Regions from separate parts of the Homo sapiens genome. Here region 1 is linked to region 2. A link is a loop called in an ENCODE intact Hi-C map of the cell type or tissue named here. Cell type or tissue: psoas muscle. All regions are shown on one strand. Links, peaks and the distances in the headings refer to the core of each region. The heading gives the core; the rest is flanking DNA.

Region 1 (11,036 bases), core at 1,788-9,787, 140 kb after region 2:
ATATTCATATTGATATGTCCTTATACGACCACTCTAGGTGAAATATTACTATGCTTGGGACTTAAATATGATTTTTGTTCTTTTATTAATTTCTGAATCTCATATCCTTCCAGATACCAAAGGAATACAGTACCACCTGGGAATAATGTCAATTTTCACTTTAAAAAAATATTTTGTTGCTTTTCCCCTCAGCATGGGCAACCAATAGCTGATTCATACTTTCATTACATCACAGTTGGATTACAGAAGGGCTCTTTAGTCTGGCCTCCGCATGTCTCTTGCAACTCATTTGTAGACAGCCCAGAAACTAGCAGCTGGACTTCATTTTTGTTCCAGCAGTCACCATTTTATAGTGTTTCTCTAAGTCACTGTGAGTTTCACTGATGACAAGTCTAAAACTCCACAGGTATTCATATTTAGTGGGTTAAATCAGAGAGAAAGGATTATGCTTAACTTTCTATAGGTTCATGTCACTCAACTATACTTTGCCATTCACTTACCATACGTCAAAAAGGTGGAATAATACTATTCTTACATAGAGGACTAATAAGATATACTTAGCAAAAGTAGGTGGTTGCAAAACATTTTTTTAAAAATCAGAGTGCTGTATTTTTAAAATCTTGCATAGAACTCTGGTTCAATTTTTGAGTCCTTCCAATTTCTCATAACTCTGTGGTATTCATAATAAAGCAGGCAGATGGTTAAGTCTCTGAACATATGCTTTAAATGCCCCCTTTGCTATTTCTAAATAATGGACCAAATTTTGCCCTCAAATAGTCACAGGAAACTTTAAGGAGGCTGCCTCTTGAAATCTGAGGACAGAATGTGATCCAGTGGGAATTAAACCTTTAAAAAATATATTTTCTAAACTTTCTTATGAGCTCTATTCCCTATACCAAGACAAATTACATTTTTTAATAAAATAGGATATAGTAAGAGAAAAATCCTAACCAATACAATATTACTTGGCTCAAGGAATAGATTAGAAGGCAACATATGTTTTATTTATTTATATTTTAAAATTCTGATTTTCTAAAACATGAGAGTCATCTGATTAATTTCTGTGTGATTACCAGATTTTCCATTTTTATTATTATTCCTATTACTAGTATCATGTAGATGTTATATTGTTAAAACATCTTGCAATTATTAATTAGTTAATTTAGTTTAAATTATGATTATGCCTTTGTTTTAAATCAATGTTTTTCATAGTTATTAAAAGCCAAAAGCACTATTTTTCCAGTCACTTACTTTCATTTCAAAAACAGTTTGTTGTCGATGAAAGCGCATTTTCCAGGTTATCACAGAATATGCAATTCATCTGCAATGGATATATATATTCTGGTAATGTTGCTCACATAACCTAGCTGTACTTGTAAGAGTATCTCTGTTTCTTAATGTCTATATTTTATACATGGAATTAACCTTCATTTGCACACTCATATTTCTATGTATTTAAATTTATTCCTGAAAGACCTCTGAACTAGTCTCTCCTGTCTTACGATGTCCACAAAACTTAGCAGTCTGATTAACATTACAGATAAAAAGACCACACAATTGACAATAAGGACACTTTAGTTATTATAGACGTCTGAAGTTTAAGTATTCCAAAACTATAATGTCCCTTTAGAAATTCTCAATAAGGATTAGCTTGGTCCTAATGAAAACAGTGTTTACTTTTAAAAATAAATGCAATAGTTGTACCCAAATATGTTCGAAACACTGTATGACGTGTCATAATCAACAATGTTGAAAATAACTAAAGATCTTTAAATCAAGTGATAATTTTACACATATATCCACAAATATCTGAACAAAATTTATAATTACTATTGGGACAAAACATTAACATATTCTTCTGCTAATAAAGACAAACAACTTTGAGAAAATCCTCTCTCATTCTCACGTCTCTAACTTTCACAATAAATGCAGCACTGAAACTAAATTTCCAACTCAGAAATACGCTGAGCTCCAATAAACAAGTTGATTTTAAAAACTCACCAGACTAACAGTTATGCTTTTTCCCTTATCTTTCCTTTGCTTTCCCTTGTTCTTTCACTTTCCATGCACACACAATCACACTTACCTGCACAAGTCTGAAACATCAGTCTATGTATTTTTTTTGAAATGTACTCTGTACCGATGCATTTTTCTGTGTTTCTTTCTAACCCTCGAGAATGTTAAGAATTTAGGAAGAGAGCCACAGCTTAAGAGTGCAATTATTTGCCAGTAAATACTCAATTTGCTTGTCCTGTGATTTTTCTTCTAACTTGCATATTCAATAATCCGTCCCTGACTGCGTCACGAGCACAAAAAGTCTTTTCTCCAAAGGAGAAGACTTTCGCCAATCAACCTTCAGCCATGCCAGGGCACAGCTTGTCAGGGTGATTTGTTAGCTTTAATTAATAATTCCTCACACTGGCCATTTTCACAAATAATGCAGTGAGGCTGGGAGGCTAGATTGCTATGATTCAGACAGATAAAACTACAGTGGAAAGGGGATGGGGAGGGGTGTGGGGGAATTCAGATGCCGTTTATAAACACCTCTAATCATACTCTTTCAGTTTACAATATAGAGGACATCTCAGTTGAATTACCACGTTATGTCCACCAATTTGTATTCAGATGGAAACCATATGTTCCTCCACTTTATCTGCTAGGGACTCCCTGGTGCCAACACAGTCATTGGGCAGACAACATTCACAAAAGAGGTCTCTAGCCTCTGGATTGCAAAAGTTTACTGCAGGGTGAAGTTGAGAAATCAGACATATACTGCACTTCTCAGTGAGCTTGGGTAACAGTCTGGAAACACAGAAGTATGAGTTATGAGTGTCAGATTTTCTCTTATCCTGCTATGTGATACTGGGCATTTCATTTAGCCTTAAAAAAAAAATCTCATACCTCATCCTCAAATCAGTTTGCAACAATGACTGATTTGTTCATGCATTCTATGAACATTTATTGACTCCCAAATATATGCTACACACTGTATTAAATGCTGAGAATTTTGCTTGAAAGTAAGACTTTTCCATTTAACTGACAATCCATGGGCTTGAACAAAGCCACCAAACAGATAGTGTGCAAATAAAAATAAGGATTTCTAACAGTTTCTGTGTGGCTCAACCAAATAATCAGTAATTGACAACACACTTGAGTCCATTATGCAAAAGTAATGCTCGGGGTAAAAAAGAATATACAGAGATTAAAAAATATGTTTTTCAAAGATTAAAAAATTTCCCTCAAAGTGACTAGAGCACTAAGAAACATATTAATATGTTCATAAACAATTTCCAAAGATTCACAATCACTTTAGGAACATACAAATAAAAAAATTTTATTAATGTCCTTAATCTTATATAAGAATATATGCCTGTGTTTGAGACTGCAAATTTATTAATTTATTGGATACATATTTATTGAGCATCTACTCTATTTCAGGAACTGAATAATATTGGAGATAAGTAAAGCACAGCCTCGTTATTCAAGAAGCTCACAATTTAGTCACCAGACTCTAAAAGAGAAAACACACATCTCAACTGAAAACTGTAATACAATATAGCCAGAGCAATGACACAAATATACATAAACATGTAGGATGGGCCTCCTAGAAGTGATGCATCAACTATTTGTAAAGGTTGGGTAGAAGTACCAGTGGTGAGAAGAACATTCTAGGGAGAGGCAAACCTTTGAACCCTTTCTCAAACTGTTACTAGAAGCAGAGCACCAGTTCTAGAAAAGATGGGATTTAATACATGACAATTTCAGATAAATGTTTCAGATGGTAAATATTGCAGGATTTAAAAATAAACTTATTAAGAAACAAATGTTCCCCAAAACTATAATGTCTTGATATCATCAAAAAAGCATGCAGCATCTCTAGCACTGGCACATAGTAACATACATGTCTTTCTCACTTTGTGTGTTTCAGTTCTCTGAGGCAAACATGAAACATGCTTGACACACACTGCCTTTCTGTGTTTTCTTGCCTATTTATCTTCTTTTACTATGGGCAGGCTTCTACTGCTTCTGTTTTCACTGTACCATAAGATAAATCATATTTGCATGACTGTTAAAGGAAGGGGAAAAATCTGTGTCCATTTTGTGGTCACACATCTACTTCTAGTCAGATAGCACATGCTATATGGGACTAAGAGTGCAAATGTTAAATGAGAAAGGAAATAATACTCCTAAACCCCCAAAAAGCTCTTTCATAGATAGTAAATACTCCTAGAAACTATACAGAATTCTTGGTGTTATTTAACATTTTGCTTTATATTATATTTAACAGTGTAAGGCAACAGCCAGAATACTATTTACCATAGTTCAGTAACATCTAGCCATTTAAAGAATTTACAAAGTTTATTAATTCATTAAATATGTATGTATTGAGCTCCTACTATATACTGAGCACTTATCAGTAAATGTTTGATTTTTATTCCCACAATGCTTACACATAATAATAGTTAACATTCATTGAGTGCTGACTATATGCTAGGGACTAATCTAAGGACTTTACATATAGTATCTCATTTAATTCCCACAGTAACATTATATGTTAGGTACTATTACCACCTCCATTTAGTATATTATGAAACTCACAAGTAGAGAAGCTAGATATACACTATGTGAATTCATTCTACACAATGAGACCAGGGCAACTAATGTCCACCAAAAATCAGATTTATTACTTTATAGTTACACAGTCACAAGTAATGTTTATGTTGTGAAAATTAAAGAAAATAAGTCCGGGCACGGTGGCTCAAGACTGTATTCCCAGCACTTTGGGAGGCTGAGCTGGGTGGATCACCTGAAGTCAGGAGTTCGAGACCAGCCTGGCCAACATGGTGAAATCCTGTCTCTAATAAAAATACAAAAACTAGATGGGGTGGTGGCAGAAAGCTGTAATCCCATCTACTTGGGGGGCTGAGGTAGGAGAATCGCCTGAACCTGGGAGATGGAGGTTCCAGTGAGCCGAGATCATGCCACTGCACTCTGGCCTGGGTGACAGAGCCAGACTCCATCTCAAAAAAAAAGAAAAAAAAAAAAGAAAGAAAATGATATGCTTAATGTGCATAGCACAAAATCTAGCCCAGAATAGGTGTAAAATATATGGCATTTGAAGTATTCAGAGTTAAAGATTACCACATACAACTAAGACTTACTGTTTCTGGACCAAATGACCATATATTATTGAAGCCTATCTTAGACAATAAATGTAAATAAATCTTAGCTAAAGCAAATTAGCCTTGGTAGTCTGGGAGGGTTTTCCTTTGAAGATGTTAATAATATAGTTGAACTGGTTGTGTTTAAGAAAGCAGAGCTGACAGACAAAATAGAGATAGATGACACAGGAACTCACCAGTTAATAATAGAAAAAATTCTTGTTTTTCCAAGTGATTAATACAATATTACATTGTATTTAATGTAGATGAAAAAGCTTATTTGGTACTCACTGGGGAAGCCACCACTCAGTATAATCATATGCTCTTTTCAAATAATCCCATGCTGCTAACTTTACAGCTAACTGCCAGCATTTGCCAACTCCGGGCACTCTGATGCCCTCTCCACATTCTTTCTTCTCTCTTGACATTGACTAAGTCCAGCCACCCATAATTCTTGACCTAAACTATGGCACAAATATCCATGAAACAGAACATTTATTTTTGGTGATAAAGCTGGTTCTAGATGAAATGGTGGTATTTCTTTATGGAGGAGCTGCAAGGAGGCTCTCTTCATTTGCTTGTGTGTGTAAGTAAAGTTTCTGATTTGGGATAAAGGACTGCCTGGACCCTCAATTATTGGTGTTTATTCTATGGATATTGGCTGAGATATTTTGTATGGGAAAACCAGCAGATGAGTTAATGAGCATCCGTCTGAGCCATACTAACCTAGTGGCACCTCCTGGGAAGCCAGGGCGTTCTAGAATCTGTTTATTTCTCAAATGAAAATCCTAATTCATAGAAGTTAAAAGTATAGAAGACAACTTCACGTACTCTTTCTTCATGATACCTGGATTGGTTACAACTTAGTAAAATTTTAGCCTGTTTGGTCCCTCCTTCCTTACTGGCTGTCTGAGTCTCTAGCCTTATATAGGAAAACCTTGTCTTCTAATTGAAAATGATGACAAACAGAAGTTATGACAGACACATTTCAAAGTAGATGCTATTTTTCCCAAATAAATTTCACATACATTCTAATTCCTAAACTTATATATTTTCACATACTTTATATAAATACCTGACACCTTAAAATGTTTTACTTAGTGAGACCTAGATAATGAAGGAATAAAAAGGTGACTTAATCCCAGTTTTTCTAAACAAGAAGTTTAGAACTCACGTATTTTAAACTTGTTAAGTGATGATCAATATAATGGGCTGTATATTTGGTTGAGAGTTAAAAATCTAAAGTTTTCTCAGAGTACTTTAAGGCATTGCTTTCTCAGTGGAAATCTTCGACCTTCACATTCTCAAAAGGAGAAAAATGTTTCTTGTCAGAAAACTAGTCATGGCTAGTCCATAAGAAGAAGTCCAAGATTGTATCAGCTTCCCTGTGACCTTGCTATGAGATTTGCTACAAGTAATTTAATGCTTTTCTATGTCTCAGTTTACTTTTTATCTATGATACCTCAATGATATTATTAAGATAATGTGGATCAAGTGTTTTGATCATTGCATAGAACATATGCATAGAACATAGAATATAGAAATCCCCAAATATAAGAATGAAAACTTAAATTGTTAGAATGACACTAACTCTGCTACAACCTTAAATAGCATATATAGTACCTCAGTGTCTCCATTTTTTTCAGCTATAAAATGAGAATAGTCATCTTTATGTTTTTCATTAAACAGTATATTGGAATAAATAGAGATTATTACAAAATCTGTTGAAAGATTTCAACAAAATGTCATACATGCAAGTGAGGTGATGAATATATTAATTGGCTTGATTAAATATTTCTAAAATGCATACACAGATCAAAATATCACATTGTACCCCATAAAAATACATAATTATTTTTCAATTAAAAATAAATAAATAAAATTAAAATGTAATCAAACCTCTGAAGCTGATTTTCAAATATATTAGAGGAATTGATTTTAAAATATCAAAGCGTAAGAAGTAAATGTTTTCAAGCATATTCAGACACTTATGAAGGAAGACTATTAAAAGACAGGGAGCAGGACTGCCTTTTCTTTGTGTGGCTGGCTGCATTTTATGATGGATTCAAAACCCCAGTAATGAGAAAATATAATCAGAAAAAGTGATTTTTAGCAGGCTGTTGAATGACACATAAAATAAAATGTATTCATTAATGAGTCAGCAAAAATGTTATGCATGAGCTTTCAGAGCCAGAATTTTTAAGCAGCTTTTTCATACTTGGTACAGCCATGTTCCTGAAGTATCCTCTCACAACCCCCTTCTACCTCTCTCTCTCTCTCTTTTTTTTTTTTTTTGTCCTGTACTGCCAGGTTGGAATAATGACCAAAGGGAGGGGCAAAACAAACAGATATGCTCACTGTGGCAGAAGTCACTCCAAAGATCAAAGACTCGATTCAGCCGTGGCTGCCAAAATCAGAACCACAGTGGGTGCTCATCAGCACGGTGCCCTCAGAACCACATGGGCTACCCTTGATAGGTTAGCAGCTTGGGGTGCAGGCCCCGCATCCTGCTTAGAACCACCTGCTGAGAACTGGATGTGCACATTACCTTACCCACTCACAACATTTGATTTCAACTCAATTCTGCTCTAGTATTATGTTTATTGAATGACGGAAGTCTAACAGACACTGTAAAAATCCAATTTCACATCTTATAGTACCCAAAAGGGAACTGTGATTTTCCTATATCAGTGAGCAAAATCTTGAGCAATTAGTAAACAAGATCACCAATTTCTAGTATTTCTATGAGATATATTTCTTTAGTTTTCTGTAAGGAGAAAATAATATATTGGTACCTTAGTATCCAGCAATCTTATATTCATTTATAGGGTTATCTCAAGTTAACATAGTCAAAAACCCAGAAGAGGGAAAATAGAGCCCTTGGGAAATGAAAAGAAATGCCATAAGGTACACGCTGTTGCCCAAATACATCATTACTTACCAAGGAGACTTTAATTTGGAACCAATTTATTCTTCTTTAATACACAGTAACACCAGTAATCTGGACCCTCCATTCATATTACATGGGAAGAAAACACTTTCGGAAGAAAGTACAATGATATCTGTAAGAAATGATGGCTCTATCTCAGAATGAAGAGGAGACAGAGGAGGTGAGGGAGAAATAAAAGTATGCAAAGCTAAGAACTATGTACAGCTTGCAAACATCTCTATTATTGAGTCCTGCAGAAATCATTGTGGTAAAGCTCTGCACAAAAAATAGTGTTCATAATTATTATGGGTTTAATTGTGCCCTCCCAAAATTCATATGTTAAATTTCTAACCCCAAGTATCTCAGAAAATGACCATATTTGGAAATAGGGTCCCTAATTAAGATGCAGTCGTAATGGAGTAAGGTGGTTCTCTACTCAAGTATGACTTATGCCTGTAGAGAAAGGGGAAATTTGGACATGGGCACACATACACTGGGAGAATGCTATATTAAAGATGAAGGCAGAAATCAGGGAGATGCCTTACAGGTCAAGGAATTCCAACGATTGCCATAAACTCCAGAAACTAAGCAAGAGGCATGAAACAGATTCCCTCCCACAACCCTCATAAGGAACCATCCCTTCTAATAGCTTGATCTCAGACTTCTTGCTTCCAGAACTGTGATCCAATAAATCTCTGTTGTTTAAACAACCCAATTTATGATATTCTATTATGGCAGCCCTAGGAAACTAATACAATAATGATTATCAGGAAATCATCATGTAAAGACTAAATCAAGTTCAGAATATATTGTTTAAGAAGGTTGAAAAATATAAGATTCATTGCAGAAAACGAATCAATATGCTTTTGCAGAAATAAAGCATTCAGTGTTTGAGTGGCACAAATATCGAAACAATAAATGATTTCTTTACATGGAACATATGGTTTTCAATTTTTCCTAATCCAATGAGATGTTGCCATCTTTACTAAAAAGACAAACTGAAATATACTCTACAGAACACGTCAAAGAAAGAGTCCCCAACCTCCAAGAAGCATTTTGACTAAGAAGGAAGATAAATATCAACTTATTTTTATTTGTTTGTTTAAAATACACAGCCTAATATGGATGAAACGGTTACAAAGAGAAGTTCTGGGTAAAGAAGAGGTTGTCTACTTAGAAGAAAACTACTAATAAATGGGGTTTGAATCTACATAAAAATTAAAAGGCATTCATCCAGATGAGAAGTTAAAGAGAATTCTAAGTATGAAGAATGGAGAAACATGAGAGGACTGAACAAAGCAAGAGTAAGAGAAGGTAGGGGCAGAAACAACAGCAGAGGGAATATGAGAAGGCTAGCTGGTATTGAGAGTGTTATCAATCTGAAATGGGCACAGAAACGGATAAAAAAGCCTGTAGACAGGTAAGAAAGACAAGAAACAGTAACATTCCCATATTTAAACAAGAAGTTGAAAACATCTAGTGCAAGAATTAAGCTCTAATCTTTAAAACAGGTGCTCTTAAATGCTTTTGCATGAATAAGAGACTGTACCTTGATTTTTCTTCAAAAGGATTCAATAGTGGGATGGAAATGTGTGTGTGTGTGTGTGTGTGTGTGTGTGTGTGTGTGTGTATAAGCTAAGCTGTTACTGCAGGTAGGTCAATGAAGAAATACTTCATGGAACAGGAAGTTATAGCGTTATACAATGTGTTCCCTGGAGAAGTTTAAAAAAACACACACAAAATAGCCCTATGAAGTTTGTTTGCTCTGTTAAATAGCTTTAAAATTCTACCCCTACTAATTGTTCTTAACATTTTATTTCAGCCAATTATCAATTTAATCTGGGAGAAGAAAGATCTACTTGACTTTCTGACAGCCAAGTCAATCCAACTAGAAAATTCAAACCCTACAAGAAAACTGCTTTGCAACATTTTTAACTGACAACAGAAATCCATGATAACATAATCACCTTTTTCTTTCTTTCCCAAACTCATTCTCTCTAAAGAAAATAAACAATGGTACAAAGATACTTGGATGAAATGAAAAAGTGAAGAGAGCTATTCCCTCTTTATGGTAATAGGATGTTCTTGTTCAAGATGGTTAAAAATGTAACCTGAGTTCTTTTTCAATTCTCTATAGAAGTTGGAGATGGTCTTGTCTACATATCTAAAGTAACTGAATTATATCAGCAAATATAAGAATTACAGCTTAATTTCACCCATTTTCTATCTTAAATAATTCATAAATTAATTAGTCTCTTTATTTTATTCATTGGAAAAATGTTGGCTTAGATGATGATATTCAAGTAGGGACCCAAAATGTTAAAAACGAAGATAAGGAATAGGTTTTGCATAGATACTACCTTTTTTCCCACTGATTTCTATGGATTTTCTATTACAGAAATAACTTCTGCAGAGCACTAGTACTTCTGCAGAACAGAGTAGGATATTCTCAAAACTGGGATGGTGATAAAATGAATAAAATCAGCATCAAGTGATGAGAAGCAGATGAGTAAAGGAATATGCCACAGCACTAAAATAAAATGGGCCCTTAATTAAAAGTCCTTGATTAAATTTTACCTTATGAAGAGAAATATTGAAAAGAAAAAGGAAGAAGGAGAGATGAAGGGAGGAAAGATGGAAGGACAGAAGAAAGGAAGTGAGGGAGAAAGGAAGGAAGGGAGGAAGGAAACAGAAAGGGAGGAGGGAGGGAGAAAGGAGAAAAAAGTGAGTTAAAAAGCAAGAAAGAAGGAAAGAAAAAAAAGGTAAAGCCATTATAGAGGTATTTTCTCATCCTTTCCCCACTGGCTGGCCCTCTAATCTTCCTTCTCTGCTTCCCACCCCAATCCAAATGTCTGGGACACAAGTAGGATAGTTGGGAAAAAGGGGAAAAAAGGAAAATTTCTTTCTCCAGCTGATGCTCACTTTGGTACCAATAGCTCTAACTC
Region 2 (11,036 bases), core at 1,653-9,652:
AGCTCGACTTGGTGCCCCTCTCCTCTGAAGAAGGCTTAGTGTGCTGCAGCTTAATGAATGAAACAGCACTAAGTGATTCCACCTATTTCTCTACTCATTGATGAGAAACAACTGCAGTAGGCTATTTTCAGCTATTATTTACCTCAAACAGGGCATTTAATTAGTGCTTGTTAAGACAGTGCAAATGATTTGGCTGCCAGTCTTCTTGCCCCTGCTCTTTATTGTGCTGTATGTCTGCCCCGCCTCTCTCCTGTCTAGTTCACAGGGCATCCATAGCCAGTCTTCATGCCTTTCCATAACTGACATCAGCCTGACCTCCACGGATGTGGAAGTTTGAGGAAAGGAAGAACAAGTATTGACAAGCTGGAGGGACTGTTGGTTAATATGATGCATTATAGGTAAGTCTGGTACTTTCTGACTACATGAGCTGACCAAGCTGGATATTCGGTCACCCTCATAAGTCCAGGAAAATGAATGGAACTACTGCAAACTGAAGATCCCATGTTCCATCAGAAATTACCCAAGCATTGTGGGGAACCTTAGCAATCTTAGTAAATGGTTGGAAATGCTGTCAGATAGTTGGAAGATCTAATGTGGGAGTTAAGGAGGCTCAGATATAGAAGACTCTGCCAATTTGTGTTCTAGACATGGACATGTTTTTTTCTTTTCTTTTCTTTTTTTTTGAGATGGAGTTTTGCTCTTGTTGCACAGGCTGGAGTGCAATGGCACGACTTTGGCTCACTGCAATCTCCACCTCCTAGGTTCTAGCGATTCTCCTGCCTCAGCCTCCCGAGCAGCTAGGATTACACGCATGCGCCACCATGCCCGGCTAATGTTGTATTTTTAGTAGAGAGGGGGTTTCTTCATGTTTATCAGGCTGGTCTCGAACTCCTGACCTCAGGTGATCCGCCCGCCTCGGCCTCCCAAAGTGCTGGGATTACAGGCATGAGCCACTGTGTCCGGCTGTTTCTTTCACTATGATAAGCAAGATGTATTCACTGTCAATGCACTGACATGTAGATATCCATTCATTCATCACCTATTCATTGATCCTCCACTCAGACTGAGCCAATCTGACACTGGTTGGGAGAGAAATTAACAAACCTAAAACACAAAACCTGCCCTCTAACCACTTGCAGTTTCATATATAGAAAAAACTTCAACTTAAAAGCATATATAAATGCTAAATGAAGGTAGATTTGTAAAATGCTACCAGTGTCAGATCACTTTTAATTTGGGTTTTATGGAAAACTTCAGAGAAAAAGTGTGACTTGTCAAGGATATGATTTGGCTGATCTTGAAAAGTTATCAGAAAAATTATGGTTGCTGATGCTAATATGTAAATACAGCATCAAAATATTTAACATATAGTAAAATAGCTGAGAAACTAAAATGGGATCATCTGTATATGTACTCAGCCTTATAAAATAAAATGAATTCATTAAACATATGCTCAATTTTAAGATATCAATTAATTTCTTTCTACTTAATTTTAAACTTTTATATATATAGCAATTAATATTTTGAAGCTGTACATAATAGAATTTAGGTTGATAAGCTAATATGTATATTTGCTGAAGGATAATTACCAAACTTATCAGCTAACTACATCTTTCTTTTTGCAAATACTGTTCATAAATATTTGTGTAAACTTTCGGTGTTGTCAGTGTGATAAAAAGTCAGCTACATTTCATTTATGGTCATTATGACCAAAACATTTGACTGAAATCAAAGGCAAGTAAGCCTGGCTAGAATTTGGTCATATTTTTAATAGCTGAATATAGATATATGGTTGTGCGTATATGTAGGCATTTATAAGCTAACATACATATACAATCATATGATACAAGCAATCAACTCCTTTTTAAGTTTTTAAAATATATGTCTTTCTTAGGGGAATCACATAAATACTAAAAACCACTTCTATATAAATAAGAAAGAACAATTTCTTATTGGGGTAACAACAATTCTGTTATTTAGCAATTTGATTTGTGTATATCTGCGACTGCCTAATTAAATGAATATAGCATATAGGAAGTACTTACAGCTAAAATATGCACGCAAGAAAATACACATTTCACAACATGCATCCTCATTAATTTAATGAAATTAGAATTTCCAGGTGAGCACTAGGAAATTGAGTTATTGACAGTGCATTGTGAAGGCTTATGATCAAGGTATTGAAAAAATAAGTAATATTAATATAGCCATTGAAGCACAAAAAATACATCGTCTTGCCTTTGTATCAGAGGTACACTAATCAAATTCTGACTTCTTATATATTTCAATTTAGTCATGAAATTCTTCCACGACCACTTGGAACTCCAAGCCTTAGCAACTATAAGAAAAATCTCTCTGGCAGATTATATTTTTTTAAATGTCATGTCTTGGGAATACTCTTAAATATTTGTTTTCACCTATTCTCTTCTTAAAGTTGCTTATATAATTTCATATGTAGTCATTAATAACATGTTTTCAAAGTGTTAGAGATCTAGCTTGCCTTCAACGCAGTTCTAATAGACATCCCTACCAGAAACTATGAGACAGTTTTCCTGGGAGTCTGGGCAGTTTGAATATTAACTGAGGAATGTTAACCTCCTATGTAGGTCTTGGTGGTAATGGCCTAAGAGCTAGTTACATTTTTTATAACGTATTGTAAACACCATTTCCCTTTCAACTTTTTTTCTTTAGAAAACAAGATAACTAATGAAAATTACCCAAGAAATATTATACATATAAATAGTATAGTCCTAACACGAGCTAACTACAATAGGCAAACTTTACTATTAATATAACATTAAACTTTTACCATACTAGCCCTAATAAAACTCTGAGACTATTTTCTATCACAATGACAGCTGATGAATTTAATGTGCCTCACAAACTATAGGAATTGTGATAGGAAGCTGACTCTGTCCTAGAGGCCACTGACAAACCTGATAAGGCTGTAGCAGGGGTCAGTCTCTATAGGAAACTTGGGCTATATGAGCATGTATGAGTTCTGTGGTTAAGAATCTGAAGCACTCAGTATAGCAAACAAAATTCCAAAGCTGAGTACCAATGTAATACGCTGGATCGCTGTACCTACTTGGACAAGAGTACATGCAACAGGCACATACAATATACATCTGGTTAAATGTAAAATCATCCATTGCTAAAGCATTTTAAACTTCTAGGAGAAATCTACTGGCAATGTGTTAACAGCAAGGACAACCAAAACAATAAAATAACATCTCTTTCCTAAAATTTAAGAACATCAAGTAAGTGCCCCTTAGGCTGGGTTGTGATTCCTGGAAGTTTCAGCCTATGAGAACCATATTGGCGACATCAAAGACTCCCCCTCTTTCCAAAAAGCAATTCACTTCAGATGCTGCCACACAATCGAATGCTTTTATGGCCACCATGTTTTTTTGGTTTTTGTTTCGTCTTTTGTTTTTTCCATGCTTAATGAACATGCCAGATTCTTGAAATAGAAAGAAGATGAGAAAACCCAGTAAGATGGAATACCTCTAGAAAAGAAACTAGGCAGGGACCTGATGGTAAAGGATAAAAACACATTCCAACAGGAATTCTACTTTTAGGGAGAGTATGAGTTATTAAGAAGGATGTGGAAGGCACATTTTGGCTATGAAAGCTGGTCCGTGGACTCCTCTGCCAGTCTCACATCAGACAGGATGCAACCATCCCCACTCCATTCCTTCGACAACTTCCCAGAGCACATTCAATCAGTGTCCCTTAAATTGAGGACAATACTATATTTGGGTTTAATACTGTGAGGACAGTCATTTAGTTTTCCTGTGGCAGGATGATAAATTTCCTGGGAACCAAATAAGGATTCTCATTGCATTCTTCTGCTTGATACTATGAATGCAGAAGAATAAAGAAGAGGGTGTGACAAATCATATTTTCCAAAGGTCGGGTGTGGGGAGGTTCCCTAACGTTTAAAAGCAACCAGTTGTTAGCAAAGTGATCTTTAGAACAGTATTAGCAAGAATGTTTGCTCTACATCCACTATAGATATTCTCTCCTGCTTAGCTAGGCATGTAAGTACTGTGAGCATAATGTAAATACTCAGAACAGAAATGCATGGAAAGCTGGTGGAGTGAAACTCCAAATGAACAATTAATTCCACTTTCACTTCCCCCATCTACCTCCCTGAATACTACCTCCCTGCCCCCACTCACCTATCTTCCTCCCCCCAACAAGCATGTTTGCTAGGCATGTCAAGGCTGACATCCATCGGTGGCAGTATGAAACCTATGCCTACAGGCTGCTCCTGAGCATAGCCTCAAGGCTCTGCCATTGTCCGTAGAGTGCTCTAAGTTGTGCCCGCTAAAAATCTTCATCATTCCATTTGACTGTTTGGTAGTATTTCTTTAATTGTATTTTTTGTTTGTTTGTTTTAAAAACACCCTTTATTTCCTGCTTGCCTTAGAGACACCAAGAATAAAATCCTTGACACATCAAATTCTGGAACCTCACCACTCACCAGGACTATGGTTCCTGATCCAAGGAGTGACGACTGAGAATCAGCACACAGTCTCTTGAGGGTGTCCAGGCCTGGCTGTTAAGCTCCCTGCTCTGATTAGTTTGTCGAGTTCACAGTGTTCCAGAGTGCTGAAGCACAGAAATTAGGGAGGGGAGGTGGAAGGAAAATCACTGGAGCCTCTTACGATCTAACTTCCACTAACTGGGAGGAAATGTCTTATAAATAAACAACAGTAAGAGAAACAAAAAAAAAAAAAACCCATCCCGTCCTGCCAGAGGAATGTACATTATTGTCTCCCGACGGAAAACTTTACACCACACCAGAATGCAGCCATGTCTCCTGAAACTACCTCCCTCAAAACAGAAAGAAAAAGAGAATCAAAAAGGAAAGGAGAACAAAACAGAACAAAAAAGATTTCATCCCCTTGAATTCTGTTGGGAAGTTCATGTGAGTTCCCAGTAGACAAACTAAACTAAGCAATTTCAACAGTGTCACTGTTCCAGAATTTTGTGCAGAGGCTGCTTATTAGCCAAATTTCATTTCTGCCCAGATCACTGCTGTACCATCCAGACATTTTCAGAAGGGAAGTTCAGGGAAGGGGGGAAGGGTACGACTGTGGAGAAGAGGAAGAAGAGAGGACAAAGGAAAACTCCTGATGAACCAGAATGCCCTAGCCACGGCCATGATAGAGCGAGCCCCCACCCACCACCCGACTACTGCTTGTTGAGGACTTGGTGATGCGGTGTGTTTTATCTACTTACTCTTTCTGCTCGGGAGGCTGAGGTTCCTACATTTCCAGCTCATGCTGGACTGTACCGTAAGCAACAAGTGAAATGAGTTCAGTGATCTCATTCTAGTCCTTCGACTCCTGTCCACATCACTAAGCGACTGCACAGCTTGGCACAGGCCAGGATGAGTCAGCAGTCTCTGGTCATGAGAGGCCAGGCCTGGAATAGCAGGGGGGTTTAGGTCAGGAGCAAAATGAAGCAGAAAGGCAGTCTAGATGGCAGGGCTCTGTTCTGCAATACACAGAAATACTGCAGGTCAAAATGAAAGCGCCTCATCAGCTCTGGGGTGAAGATTGTAGGACTGTAAAAAAAGAAGCATCAAGAGAAAAAAAAAAGCTGCCTACCAAACATAGCAAGGACAAAACAGAGTACCACAGTCAGAAAAAGAGGGCACTGGTAGAGCCCTGGAGGATAAAAGATGCTCATTAAGGTTTCTGAAATGTCTTTTCTTCCACATGCTCCCAAACTTGAATTAAGAAATGGTGACTTCCTATATACTATCCTAGTATTTTGGTACTGTTTTCCCAATTCAGTAAGTAGCAAAACAAATAAAATGCAAGGCACTGCAGTTAAATAGCAAGAAAAGCCTCATATTTCATAAAATAATATGAGTCTGATATCTCAAAGGTGTACATTTGGGTTAATAGTGTCTGTATATAGCCTGTATGAAATGGTTAAAGAGGAGTACTCTTTAAGTTGAGCTTGGGTGGGGGTAGAGAAGAGCTTAGAGAAAAGAGAGTTACCAGTTAATGATAAAACATAGGGGAACTATGACACTGTGACCATATTTCTACTCAATGGGGCCAACATAGACCTCCATTAGACCTCCATCAAGAAGTGATGCTCCCACTAACAGGACTTCAAACACTTCTCCCTCTGCAGTAGTACTGTAATATAGCAAGGGGAGAGGGAAAATAAAATAGATAGAAAAACAAGGTTCAACATAAAAAAAATTAGTGATAGACATTTTGTTTCAGAGGAGGCAAATTGCTCTATAAGTCAACTGATAAAAAAAAGTCTTGGTATCTGAACAGACTTAGAGAAACCATATCTAGATGAAGATGCCAGGTGGAGACTGATAACTATCAGGAAATGGTAGTAATGGCCATAAAGAAGGAAGAAAGCAATCTCAAGTCACATGATGTAGAATAAAACAGCATGGAAAACAGAAGGAGAGCAACAGACTTCGGGAACACGAGTAAAATATTTCTTTAAAGTCCTTTTAAGAGGAGTAATGAGGACCCACCACATATTCCTAAATGTTGTCCCTCAGAGATGCACAGATGTATATGGGTAAGGAAATGTAAAATAAACTTTCAGCTTTCATTTCAGAGGGTATTAAGTCATCTGAACACATATTTACTAACTGTTTAATCTTGGGCAAATGAGCTTTCTAGCCTCAGTTTCTCTCTCTTTGAAATGGAAATAATATTATCATCCTCATGGAATCATTGTAAGCACTGAATCAATGTTCATTAACCCTTATCTCAGCAGTACCTGTCACATGGTGAACATTCAGTAAATTGCTTATTATTCATATTATTTGATTATCATATCATATCATCTTTATAAGTATCCAGTGAAAGAATCCCCCTCCAGTGTTGTTCCACTGGATTGAGAGGAATCAATATGAAGACTCTAGTAAAATCAGTTGAGTAACACTGCTTACACTGCTGCTTTAAAAAGATTATTTCTGTCTGGGTATGTTAAACATTATACTTGAAGACACAGGATGTTGAAAATCTATTATGTGAAATCCTTGAATTTGGGTATCTATGTTGTCAAAGCAACTTGGAGCCTAACAGTTGTCCAGTAACTAGAGGCCCAAAAAAGAAAAGAGGAATTTTTAGAAGCTTCTCCAAAAGCAACAGGATAAAAGTGTTATTGGCCTTAACCGCATGATGAGGGCTTTTTACCAAAGGGGAAAACGTAGTCCAGTTGATCATCGCAGCCTAATTGATTAATTGTGGGTCTGACCATCTGGCTGATGAATGCTGACACCCAGCAGTGATTACTGTGTAACACAATTCCGGATGTGCTCTCCCTGATGCCTCCCACAATAATGGCAACTCTGAACTTAAGGTTAGTTTATTCAGGCCTCTTGGCTCAATCTCTTCATGGAATAGTGGTTGTGGCAGGGAATATTTTACTAGACCTGGTCAAGCATTATCTTCTCTTATTTCAGTTACCCACTCTTTTCCAACTCTACTCCTACCCACTCCTAAGCCCTCTCTTGTATATAATCACTTTTCATGCAAAGCATTCCATCTGTAGTTTTCATCATATTATCTGATTCTCTCATTTCTGGTTGCTCTGTTCTGAAAAATATTTGACTAAACTAGGAGATCTATACTGCTAGAATGCCATTTCACAGGGGATCCTATTGGGACATGTTTATTGTATCTTATTTGCTACTGGTTTACTTCAAATTACTCTGCGCTTCCAAATAAAGAAAATTATTTTACCTAATTCATTAGCCTGATTAAAAGTCCCACATATGGCCCAAGTTTTCCATGAGATTATCAGAATACAAGGGTTAATAGACGATAATTCTTACATCTTAAGCCTACTTCTGACCCTCAGTTAGGAGTATCCCATGAAGAAGATTCCCCTGGAGCATACTTTACTGTTAGAGAAGGAAAGTCAGACCCATGTAAATGACAAGGTTCAATAGCAATGCCATCCACAAACCAATCTACACCTGGAGATGACTTGTACATGGAGAATTCACCAAGCAAATAAAACCTGTACATATAAATATAAACCCTGGGGAATTATAACAAAATAATTCCATTGTATTTTGTAGGAATGCACAGGGGAGTAACTGACACAAAATATCTTATACAACCTTGACCAACAAGTCACAATGACAAATCATCCGTTTCCTCTTTTCTTTTCCCAGATTGATTTCCAGCTCTAAATTCATCTTTTCTTTCACTCCCCACAGATGCTGAATTCTTCTATGTTCCAGGCTGAGTTAGTGTTAATTTTCAGTAGAGGACGGCAGTAGCATGCTGAACTGTAGAGTTCCGGGCTGGGAGTTGGGAAATGTTTTTGGCCTGACTGTCAGTAAACAACTATGTGTCTTGGGCAAGTCAAGTCCCTTAACTCCCCATGTCTCAGTCTCTTCATTGAAAAATGATAGGGTAGGACTGCATAAACTCCATAGTCTCTGCCAACACTAAGATTCTATGGTTCTATAGCTCATTTCCTTTTTTTTCTCCCTTTGGCATCAACTGCTCAACAACTCCGCTCATAGTAATCTCTATGCTCTCAGTTACTAATGGAAAAATATGTCCTTCATTTACTAGTTGGTATTTTGTATTTGTAATCTCTCTCTTTTTTTATTTGATGCTAGATATTTTGAGTCATAAACACCAACATATCCAAATAGATGCTTTAAATTTGAAGGCGTTTAAGGAAAATAGCTTTCCCATGTAGAATATTTAGTGTAGCAGGGCATGGAGGAAGCCAGCCATCCAAAAGTGGAGCAAAGGGGCCAATTCACAAATGAGAGAAAGCCTTTCATAATAAGAGTCTCCACACTCTTTAACTTAGATAAAGCTAAAATGCTACCAACTTCTAACTACTTTTCCAATCAATCCCAGACACCATCACAGACACTTAGGACTACAAATCTGAGGACCAGCACTGGCAGCAATGCAGTTCTTATTTCACCTCCACCACCCATTGCCAAGCAGGATTTAGGATGGCATACTAATAAGAGCCAAGAGGACGATCTGTCATTTATTTTCCTCCAAACTTTTTGAAATTTCCCATTTGGGCTCTGTTTCCCAGTTTTAATTTGGTAACTGCCATTTTTCAGCATTTCTTTTAACAGGTTACTAATAATTTCTGATACAGGATCTCATATTTCATTTTATGCTGCTAGAGCTGCTGTTAATATTTCATCTGCCTTCAATTCAGCTCTGAATAAAGGCTGCTAGGTTTTGATAGACTGTTAACACTTTGGTTCTGGGGATTTGATCACTATGTTCATCCAGTTTGTCCATATTTTGTTAAAAAAAAAGTAATAGGTTAGCTATCTCAGAAATATCTCAGGGTGTGCTATACATTCTAGGGATACTTCAGAGTTTCTTTTTCTGGATCTTTGATGAAAACCAACAAAAACAAGTATCCTGGGTTTGTTTTCACAAATGACTTGCCATTTGCTTCAGTGTCAGTATTCTGGAAGCAGTGGGCAGTGGTTAAGATTCAGGGCTCATAGGCAGATCTAGATTCAAATTTTGGCTCTGAAATTTATTATATATATCACCTCAGGCCAGTTCCTTAACCTTGCCAAGTCTTTCTTTTCCCATTTGTAAAATAGGGATGATAATAATATCCACTTCTATTAATTAATATGAGGATCCAATAAATTAATATAAAGTGCTGAGGATTTTCTCAGTTCTCAATAAATGATGGCTATCATTATCCTAGCATTAATAATCTACAAATTCACATTATAGAATTATTATTTTGCAACATCTTTTCAGGGTCAACAAATTATTTTTTAGTACAGCCTTTGTTGTTTGCTTCACTATAGCTTACATTTTTAAAAAGTCTCAGTAAAATCATGTAAAATATTTAAAAATTTGATATTTAAACTGTATGTACAGTTAGACTAATATATAGCACCATATTATTATTATTGTAGCACTTTTCAGTGCAGCAGCAAATTCTCAAAAGTTTTTGTCCATCTAATAGCCAGCCCTAGATAAGGCACATTGTACCAATACTAATCTGTTCTATAAAAAGATGACTTATCATATTTATCTTCTCCTACTCCCAAAGAATATAGATTATTTTAATATTCTTTGGGTATGTGTCAGTCAGGCCCTGTTTGGATACAGAGACCATATAGCAATTTGAATAGAAAGTTAGTTTAAATTATTAATAATAACGGGATTAAAGTAATAAGAGTAGCTAGTAAGAAGTAAAGAATACTTTAAAGAATATAAGAATAACATGGGCCAGGCGCAGGGGCTCATGCCTGTAATCCCAGCACTTAGGGCCGAGGTGGGTCTTCAGCCTAGGAGCTGAAGACTAGTTTGGGCAAAATGGTGAAATGCCGTTTCTACAAAATATTAGTCGAGCATGATGGTGTGTGCCTGCAGTCCCAGCTACTTGTGGGGCTGAGGTGAGAGGATCGCTTGATTCCAGGAGGTTGAGGCTGCAGTGAGCTGTGTTCATGCCACTGCATTCAACCCTGGGTGACAAAGCGAGACCTTGTCTTAAAAAATAAAAAAGAATAGAAGAATAACAAATGTAAGGAACAGCCATTATTTGCAGGGCTAAGATAGCATATCCAAGGAAGAGTCTCCTCCATCCCTGGACTGAGATCTAGACATTGTAGGACTCAAGACAAAAATCTCCTGGACCCCTGGACCAGGATCCAGACCTTGTTGGACAACACACAGCCATAACTCATTGGATGGCAGAGAAGTTGCTGGGGAGCTGCATCAGTAGCACCTGCACTCTAGGGTGCTAATGAAAGCTATTTACAGGGATGTATCTCATCTGAGGCACTCTGCTATAAATTGCCCAATGTGTGTGTACACATGTGTGTGTACGTGTGTGTGTATGGTGGGTGCTAGGGGTAGCTGCTACCTGCCACGTACTGGAGAAGCTACCTGTGCTTCAGCTGCTGGGTACCAGGTTAGCTGCATTTGCTGCAGGAGCTACATGCTGTAAAGGTTGCTTATGTTGTAGAAGCCAGGCTCTGGAGAAACCGTGCACATTGCAGGAGGCTGCCAAAG

The links. Peaks named below come from ENCODE experiments on the same cell type or tissue, not always from the same donor. Only the 100,000 strongest peaks of a DNase experiment are listed, where the experiment ranks them.
Region 1: a loop joins it to region 2, with 3 times the contacts of the local background. A loop is called at or near these places in 3 of 110 quality-filtered maps.

What each region holds. Positions count from the first base shown.
Region 1 is chr3:114,756,810-114,767,845 of GRCh38, forward strand. The region is part of intron 5 of ZBTB20 (zinc finger and BTB domain containing 20); the gene reads right to left. Among named protein-coding and RNA genes, the nearest start is that of MIR4796, 19 kb to the left of the region's middle. In psoas muscle, for the core only: no CTCF peak of the experiment used is centred there; no DNase peak of the experiment used is centred there; H3K4me3 peaks cover 1,349 bases; H3K27ac peaks cover 940 bases.
Region 2 is chr3:114,619,627-114,630,662 of GRCh38, forward strand. All of the region lies in intron 6 of ZBTB20 (zinc finger and BTB domain containing 20), which reads right to left. Among named protein-coding and RNA genes, the nearest start is that of MIR4796, 120 kb to the right of the region's middle. In psoas muscle, for the core only: no CTCF peak of the experiment used is centred there; DNase peaks (open chromatin) are centred at 4,555, 5,395 and 8,315; H3K4me3 peaks cover 5,271 bases; H3K27ac peaks cover 7,635 bases.